Regions from separate parts of the Homo sapiens genome. Here region 1 is linked to region 2. The links are chromatin contacts, found by Hi-C or POLR2A ChIA-PET in ENCODE. All regions are on one chromosome and are shown on one strand. The core of a region is the stretch at or near the end of the contact, and the rest is flanking DNA. Distances in the headings are between cores, read along the strand shown. Region 1 holds the start of FLVCR2 (FLVCR choline and putative heme transporter 2). Region 2 holds the start of JDP2-AS1 (JDP2 antisense RNA 1).

What was found. A loop is a pair of places that touch in the nucleus more often than their neighbours do. ChIA-PET counts read pairs that join two places held with the same protein, here RNA polymerase II (POLR2A). Pooled maps may share reads with other maps.
Region 1: a pooled map shows a loop between it and region 2 (2.2-fold over the local background). The contact joins the promoter of FLVCR2 here to the promoter of JDP2-AS1 in region 2. A Hi-C loop is called at or near these places in 5 of 168 maps with a recorded cell type or tissue (MCF 10A, PC-9, endothelial cell of umbilical vein and 2 more), 10 of 37 single-sample maps with no recorded cell type and 14 of 50 pooled maps. POLR2A ChIA-PET finds 5 or more read pairs at or near these places in 2 of 52 experiments (MCF 10A and OCI-LY7).

The regions. Positions count from the first base shown.
Region 1 is chr14:75,576,319-75,580,734 of GRCh38, forward strand. FLVCR2 (FLVCR choline and putative heme transporter 2) reads left to right here and starts at 2,302. Exons shown (of 10, transcript NM_017791.3): 1 at 2,302-3,323. The coding sequence starts at 2,655. It overlaps FLVCR2-AS1 (FLVCR2 antisense RNA 1), which reads right to left and starts at 3,270. Exons shown (of 3, transcript NR_110552.1): 1 at 1,459-3,270; 2 at 87-227. RefSeq lists an enhancer at 1,408-1,467 and a silencer at 2,178-2,247.
Region 2 is chr14:75,424,928-75,429,187 of GRCh38, forward strand. JDP2-AS1 (JDP2 antisense RNA 1) reads right to left here and starts at 2,728. Exons shown (of 2, transcript NR_184172.1): 1 at 2,543-2,728; 2 at 1-1,784. JDP2 (Jun dimerization protein 2) reads left to right here and starts at 3,095. Exons shown (of 4, transcript NM_001135048.2): 1 at 3,095-3,325. RefSeq lists enhancers at 1,864-1,963, 2,214-2,543, 2,564-2,623, 2,591-3,148 and silencers at 2,814-3,083, 3,334-3,513, 3,574-3,743.

The DNA.
Region 1 (4,416 bases), core at 1,052-3,551, 150 kb after region 2:
TCTCACAACAGATCCAGCTCGTTCCACCACAAAAGCAATTCCAAATCTCACTTGAATCCCAGGTTAGACCCCTTGGAATCTCTCACCAAGCTGAAGGGCTGCCCCAGAAGAGCTCATGGGAAAGGCCACGTGGAAGGAGCACCCATTTTATTGCTGCTTGTTCTGATGCTATTTCACTATAGGACGCTGAGTAACACACCCGCCTCTCCAGGCCTCAGTTTCCTTATCTGTAAAATGAAGTTAAGAATATATTATGAAGAGTTTTGGAAGAGGCCCATGATGACCGAGGGAAAAGAAGCAGTGAGAGGTCTCAGAAGGCCTTCTAAAAGAACAGAGTTCTGTGCTCCCTGGAGAATGATGGGAAACACAGGAGGAATAGTGACAATACGAGATGTTAAATTACTGTAGAAATTCTTAGATCTGAGTCTGAACTCCCTCTCCAAATATTCCATTATAATCCAAGACTCTATAGTTTCTACCAAAAAGTAGGTGCCTTCAAGCAGGGAGTGATCATTTGAATCTAGTTCTCTCCTGGGAATCAGTGGTTCTAACTTGGCTGCACGTTTGGATGACCAGCGGAGCTTGTGACATGCAGATGTTCAGGTCCACCCTCGGAGATCGCTAAATGGGGTGTTGCCCGAACACTTGGGATATTAAGAGTTTCTTCATATGATTCTAATGTGCAGACAAAATGGAGAGCCACTTCCCAGAGCTTCAAGTTATTCATTTTCTGGTCTGAAGTTTAACAAAGAAAAAAAAAATAAAGAAGCAGTGATGCCCAGTAGCTCTCAAAATTTAATGTGTAAACAAATGAATCTCCTGGGCATCTTGTTAAAATGCAGCTTTCAATTCAGTGGGTCTAGGTTGGGCCTGACAACCTTCTTGGTTGTTTTGTGGTTGCCGTTTTGTTTTTTAAGGCCTTAACACTGGAGGGGATTCTGGCCTTCTAAAAAGCTCCCACAGGTGCCCACGCTGCTAACCACAGACTGTGCTTGAATAGCTAGGCTACAGCTTGAATGATTACAGACTTGAACGAGAATTATGGCTCTTCTTGCCAGCTGGGACCTTCAGAAAGAAGTTACTTCACTTCTCTGAGTCTGGGTTTTCTTGTCTATAAAATTTAGGCCAGCAATAGTAACTTTATCACAGAATTCTTGTGATGCATAAATGAGCTAATGCATTCAATTTGTTTAGCACTGTACAACAAATGTTAGCTTTTTGCTAGGATAGCCAGCATTCGCGGAATGCTTACTATGTGGCAGGAATTTTCTAAGTGCATTCGTGTATTAATTCATTCAAGTCTCAGAACAACACGGTGAGGTAGGTACTATTATTTCATCATTTCCATTTTACAGATGAAGAAACTGAAGCGCAGAGAGGTGGAGTTCCTTGGTCTACAGTGGCACCTCATTGTAGCTAAGCTGGTGTTTGAACTCAGGGAGAATTTGGGCTCCTTACCAGGATCCCTCGCCAAGGACAGAGGTCAGTGCAACGAGTCGAGGGTTTGCCCTTTGAAATGGGCTAGGACCGGCAGGTGGCAGACTAGGGCTGCTTGAGTTCAAAGACCGCTTCCAAGACCAAGCCCGGAGCCAGCTCTGTGCTAAGCGTTCCATCACACAACCGCGGACAGCTTCTTCGGCTTCTTCAAACTCTCCTTTCCCTCCCCCGCACCCTAGGGTCTTCGCCCAGAATCCATCAGGAAAAATAGCCCCACATAACAGGTTCAAATCTAACCTCCCCAAGACAAAACCACGTCCGCAGGGAAAGAAGCGAGTAAAGCGAGTTTTCTGTAACTCCCCTTTAACCCAGGAGCGCAACCAGCCCGGGAAATCTACAAATCTCTCTTTAGTTCAGCAAAGGGCTGGGAGCCTAAGCCAAGGGGGAGAAAGTTGGGGAATCCCTCTTGAATTCCCCAGAACACTTAGGTGGCGCCGGGCTTTGGTGCACGCGCGCAGGGCATGCGGACAGGCACCGGAGAGGCTCTATTTTGGGCATTACTTCGGGAAGGCGGATCTTCTTGCAGGGTCCGCTGATAGCGGGTGGCAAATGAATATGAGGGGCAGTGCAAAGGGTGGGGGTTAACCGGGCGGTTTCCATGGCGCCCGGGGCGTGGGGGAGGAATGCATCCCGCAAGCTGTGGCGAAACAACTGCTCTGCCCGGAGGACCGGGCTCGAGAAGGCAAGAGACACTGGGTCGGGGGTGGAGTGGTGGCGGGGGGGTTGGGGGCGGAAGAAGCCAGGCAGGACGGGGGCGGGGCGGTCACGTGTGCCCGACTGGGCGAGGCCCCAAGCTGGCCCGGGAGAGGACTCTGCGGGCGAAGTGGCTGCGCAAGGAGAGAACTTTTCCTGCACAAGGAACGCCTCGTGGGGAGACCCAAGGCAGGAGCGGTCCGGAGCCGGCTGCGGCGTGTGCGGCCGGCCTTGGGACAGCGATCGCCGCGGGTGGCAACAGAGAGCCCCAAGCAAAAGTGGGAGCAGGAGCTTGGAGGTGAGCACAGGAAGCCCCACTTGAGGCTTTTACGCAGCCTCTAGTCTCTGTTTCTTCTGGAATAGGCAAGTGTCCTTTCAACTCTAAGAGACCAGCAGAGGCCACTGTCCCTTAAGACTGCCGGAGTCCTCACCACTTCTCCAGGATTCCAGAGGAGACTGTGGCGATGGTGAATGAAGGTCCCAACCAGGAAGAGAGCGATGACACCCCTGTGCCGGAGTCCGCACTCCAAGCGGACCCCAGCGTCTCGGTCCATCCCAGCGTCTCGGTCCATCCCAGCGTCTCCATCAACCCCAGCGTCTCTGTCCACCCCAGCAGTTCGGCCCACCCCAGTGCCTTAGCCCAACCCAGTGGCTTGGCTCACCCCAGTAGCTCGGGCCCTGAGGACCTCAGCGTGATCAAGGTGAGCAGGCGCCGTTGGGCCGTGGTCCTGGTGTTTAGCTGCTACTCCATGTGCAACTCCTTTCAGTGGATCCAGTACGGCTCCATCAATAACATCTTCATGCACTTCTACGGTGTCAGTGCCTTTGCCATTGACTGGCTGTCCATGTGCTACATGCTGACTTACATCCCTCTGCTCCTGCCAGTGGCTTGGCTGCTGGAGAAGTTCGGCCTGCGCACCATTGCTCTCACTGGCTCGGCTCTCAACTGCCTGGGGGCCTGGGTGAAGCTGGGCAGCCTGAAGCCGCATCTCTTTCCGGTCACCGTGGTGGGCCAGCTCATCTGCTCTGTGGCCCAGGTTTTCATCCTGGGCATGCCCTCCCGCATCGCTTCCGTCTGGTTCGGGGCTAATGAGGTTTCAACAGCCTGCTCCGTGGCTGTCTTTGGCAATCAGGTAGGTAGAACAGTTTGTGAATGTTCCCAGGGGCGTGTGTTAGATTGCACCTAACTATTGGGTGTGGTAGGCTATAATTTGCTGATTGTCCAACAGTGTTTGTGACTCTGGGTGACAGTAACTGGGTGTGACAGGCAGTGATTGTGATGCTGTAAGAGAGGCGGGAAACAAAAGCAGGGGGACCTGCTCTTTCATCCACAGTTGCTCTTGCCCCAGCCAAAAGCATGCTTCTAGAACATACTATACCTTCGCTGTGTCGTTCTCGAACCTGTGTCAGTCCACCAACTTAGACCTGTAATTTCAGGAATGCTCTTCTGTCTGGCAGCAGCCCCTGGGCATCAGACTATTCTGGTGTCATCAGAACTTGGCAGTGCTTTCAGTTGGACCAACCAGCTTTCCTAGAGTGCAGTATCTCCTCTACTGCATAGAATTGCAAAGCCATGCCTGGTGGTGTTTGGCACTGCTTTTACCTTGTTTTACACACAGCTGAAGCCAGGACAGTGGGAGCAGTGCTTTGTGCCAAACTCCTTGCCTGGGATTTAGAGCCAAGTCCAGCAGGATGGAGTAGAAATCTCACTCTGAGTTTCCATGGCCTAGAAAGGGTAGTTCATGTCTTAATCTTTTTCTCTTTCTTTCTTATTGGAAGGAGAAGCTCAAATTCTTTGCATCTCAATGTGGTTATGATCCAGAAAGCTGGGCAGGTTGTGAACCTGAATGCCGTCTCCAAATACTCGAAGCAAATATTTATGGGAATATTTAAAGCAAACGTCCTTTAGCCAGACCACTGCCTCCCAGTCTCGCATCTTTCCAAGCACGTACAGTCCTGGCTGTGTGTTTAACAAAGGATTGGTAATCCTGTCTCACACGTCCATGTGAAGAGACCACCAAACAGGCTTTGTGTGAGCAACAAGGCTGTTTATTTCACCTGGGTGTAAGCAGGCTGAGTCTGAAAAAGGAGTCAGCAAAGGGTGGTGGATTATCATCAGTTCTTATAGGTTTTGGGATAGGTGGTGGAGTTAGGAGCAATGTTTTTCAGACAGGGTGGATCTCAAAGTACATTCTCAAGGGTGGGGAGAATTACAAAGAGCCTTCT
Region 2 (4,260 bases), core at 1,478-3,977:
AATGATCCTTCTGCTTCAGTCTCCTGAGTAGCTGGGACTACAGGTGAGCACCACCATGCCTGTCTTTTTTAGAAAAACAAATTTAAGGTTGAAGCCAGAAAAGCCAGATTTTCAGCCTGCCAGCTACGCGTTTGCAATTTTGGTCTATACAATTTGAGTAGAGACTGGAGCAGCAATCCTGTCTGAACTCCTACAGTGCTTATAGCCTGTGTCGCATCATTAGCTCTTAGCTACTCTTTGTCTTGCTATTCATTAGTTTGTAAATCATTTTTCCTAATTAGATGGGACATAGAACAGGTGAGAAATCATGTCTTAAACTTTGTGTACCTTAAAGGTGCACAATAGGTTTTCAGTATATACTAGGATAAAGACTAATTGATTGGCTGATTACTCAGAACTATCACTTTCTCCTTTGATTTTGGAGGAGCAGGTCTGGGGAATTCATTATTTTACCTCACCATTTCAGTTTTCCCCTCTTTACAAAGAGCTCGGGATTCATCAATCTCCATTAAACTTCAAAATGAAATAGTCCACATAAGTCAGAGATGCAAAACCCACTGTATTAATTAGGACTTTTCTAATTGCAAGTAATAGGAAACCCAAATTCAAACTGCCTTGGGTAAGACATAATTTACTGATTCCTATAGCTAAAACCTGCAGAGGTCAGGATGATGTCAGGCATGACTGAATTCAGGAACTCAGGCAATGTCATTGGAACTTGATCTGTCTTTCCCTCCGTGGCTTGGCTCTACTTTTCCTCCCATTAGCTTCACTCTCAGTAGTTCCCTTTCACGTGGGGCTTCTGGCAGCTTCTCTTTCCAGCAGATCCACAAAATTCCCAGTCTTGTGAGATTTTCTTGGGATATGTGACGATCTCTCAATCAGCCCATTGACTAGGGCTGGGCGTGTTAATCAGGACTTTTCTAGTTGTGATAGGAAACTTAAATTCAAACTGCCTTAGGCTGAGTCACTTGTCTGTCCCTAAGAGCCAGTGGTAAATCAGCTCCATCCAGCATCCAATGTCTGCATAAAGGACCCAGTTTATGGCTTCTCCCTCTAGCCACTCCCAGAGGCAGTGACTACGTAGAGGGGCCTAGTAGGGAGTATGTGGCGGAAGGGAGGCCTTGAAGCTGTGTTCTTATAGCGTCCTATATGAAACTGAAAAGCATCAATAGCAAATAACAGAGAAGATCTAATGGAGATTATAGAGAGGTAGAGGGGACTAAAGGCCTCCCAAGTCACCCCTTGGTGCCACCCCTGTAACATATTTAATTTGTGGGGGAAGCAAAGGCCCAGTAGGACTGCTGGTGGCCCAGCCACAGTCCAAAACAGGCCCTAGAGAGGACGCGCTCTAACCACACACCCTAATTATTAGTCCCTGAATATAGATCAGTTTAGTTTATCCAAAGCCCCAGCTGAAGACACATCAAGTACTATTGCCTCTGTTCCATGTTTTGTTCCATATAAACATCCAGACACAGGTCTCATGGGAGAAACATCATGAGGCAGTTTCACAGTCCCTGGCTTTGATCTTTACGCTGTAGTAAAGGTGTCATTGGCCTTTCTGGGGCGAAGAGTCATGCTCTTCCACAAGAGTATCAAATTACTGCTCATTTTCCAATGTATATTCTTTCAGGGCCTTGCTTTCTTCTTACCTGCCCACACCAATGCTGTGAGGGAGACTGCTGATGGCGAAGGTGAAAATGGTCAGGCAATGTCATTGGGACTTGGTCTGTCTCTCCTTCCATTAGCCCACTTCTTTTATCCAGAAAGATTTCACTGCACTGGGGAAATAAGGAGAATAAAGTCTCATGCACTCACTCACATGAGAGAGACATGCATGTTCGGGTTTGCTCAATGGCACCCATCTGTCTCAAGTCTTGTTGTTTCTTTCACTCTGAGCATCTGCACTCCAAGAAGGCATGAACTTTTTCTTTCACTTCCTTTCTTCTATGGGTGATGACCTGACATCACTCTCAGAAGGAGGCCGAAAGTCGCTGAGTATAAAAATCGTCACTCCTATCTGGCTTAGGCAGAAGGTAGGGGGCTCGATGGGTACCCAGGAGCTCTGGAGGTAGGAGATGCCATCTAGGGAACCCCGTTCTACCTGAGGGCTCTGTGTCTCTGCCTTTGTATACTGGAGGGCACCATGGATGTCGCCTTCCCTCTGGAGTCCCCTTCACCATTTCCTCTCTAGAAGGATGGAAGGTGGGAGTGGGGTTGGCTATTGAAGCTGGAACGGGGAAGAAGGCCACTTGGGGTCTGCTGAGGGCTGGGTCTGCTCACTGCTGTGTCCGGAGTGGAAAGGAGAAGCCCGCTGGAGCAGGGTACAAGCCCAAGGGTCAAACTGCGCCAGCAGTAGAGCAAGCCGCGGTCTCAGGCTGCAGCCCTAGCAGAGGTCAGGCTGGTGCAGCCAGCCGTCTCGGGGCCTAAGGGCGCTGGCGGGGGCCGGTGGGTAGGGGTAGGAGTCCCCAAATGCCTTCATCTCAGCCCATCCTTCTCCACCGAAAAATAAAGCAGGCTGGCGAGATCGCCTCCTCACCCGCTCAGTCCTGAAGTGTCCAAGGATGAAACTGTGCGGAAATTCTCCCTGTCGCTCTCAGTTTGTGGGGGAAGCGCCGGGACTGAGGTACATGGTTAACACAGGCTGTGCGTGAAGGGGCTTTTGACTTTTCCCCCGGCTCCGGCCTCTCGCGTCTCTCTCCTAGGGCTGCGGCTGCTGCTGCCTGGCGGGCACAAGCCGGGCGGCGGTGCGCGGGGGGTGCGCTTACATAACCGCTCGCCGCGTCCTGCTTTCTCGAGCGCTCCTGCACCGTGGGGTGGCGGAGCCGGGGGACTGCATGGAACCCGGGACGCCCCCGCGGGGAGAGGAGCGCGAGCGGCCGCGGGAGGAGGGCGCCCAAGGCGGCGGGGGAGGTTAAGGTCAGTGGGTGTGAAGCGCCGGCTCCACACCCCCTCCTCCCCGGTCCCCTCCTTCCCTTCCTCTCCGTCCCCCTCTGACGTCTGGAGCTGGCAGCTCGGCCGGTTCCGCATTCCCGACCCCTCCCCGCCGCCCAGGGGCCGCTATATAGCCGGGGCTGATGCAACCCGTCCCGCCGCCCGCCACAGCCTGCGGGAGGGACGCTCGGCGGCCGCGACGGGGGGCGCTGGCGGCGGCGGACGCTGCAGCGGCGGCGGGGCTGGCGCCGCGGCGGCTCCCGGGCCGGGACAGGCCTGGGCACCGGGCGGAGCTCCGCGGCCGGGCGGCAGCGGCGCGGAGCGGGCACGGCGCCTGCAGCCGGGCCCCGGCCCCGGGGGCGCCGCCTCCCCCCGCACCTTCTGCACGGTGGGTGCGAGGGCGCGCGCTGGGGGCGCCGGGACGGGCGGGGCGGGGCAGGGCGCGGCGCGGGCACCTGGGACGGCCGCCCCCGCACGGGCGGAGCGCGAGGAGCCCCAGCCCAGCCCCGCGGGGAGGCTCCCGCAGCCCAGGGACCTCGAGCTTTCCCCGCGCCGGGCGCTGCAGCCGGGCCCCTCCCGCGAGGCGCCCGGCAGCCTGAGGCTTCCTTTTGGTTCCCGCCCCGGGACGGGAGGCTCCGTCCGCTCCCTGGACAGCCGGGGTGCTCCCTCCTTCTCCCTCCCGCGCTCTCCTCCCCCGTCCGTTTGCAGGGAGGTGCTCTCCTCGGGCGGCGGGGAAGGCGGGGTGAGTGGGGAGAAAAGTGCCCGCGGAGATGGGCTGTGCGGGTGGAGGTGGAGGGTGAAGGGCCAGGGAGGTGCGGGGTTGGGGTCGGGGTTAGATTGTGGAGGGATGACAAGGACCTCCTGGCAGTGAGGAAGCGCGACTCCCGGAGGACCCGGACCCGGAGGAGAGTATTGAGAAGGGCTCGGGATTTCCATCCAATGAAGGCAGCTTCTCTCATGGCCATTGCTTCGGAGCTCTGGGCTGGGAGGGGATCTAGGGGTGGCCGGGGTCCCCTTTGGGCTCTCCTGTCTCCCACGCCAGGTTATATAAGGAGGCAAGCAGGCTCCTGTAGGTAACCAGCCTCTCCCTTGCCCAGCCCAGCTTAGAAGGCTCTCCTCTGCTCCTCCCTTCAAAGGAGGTTGTCGAGGGGTAGGGGTGCAGTGGGGGGTGGGAGAGTGTAGGGGTGGATTGGGCCTTCCACCTGGATCCCTGGACCCTGGGATGGCAGAGCCAGGCTTTGCCTGGGTCAGTAGGAGGAGCAGGGAAGATGAGGAGGCTGGGGAAGATGGGGAGGTCCTGGCTCTTTTGCAGGGATGGAGAGG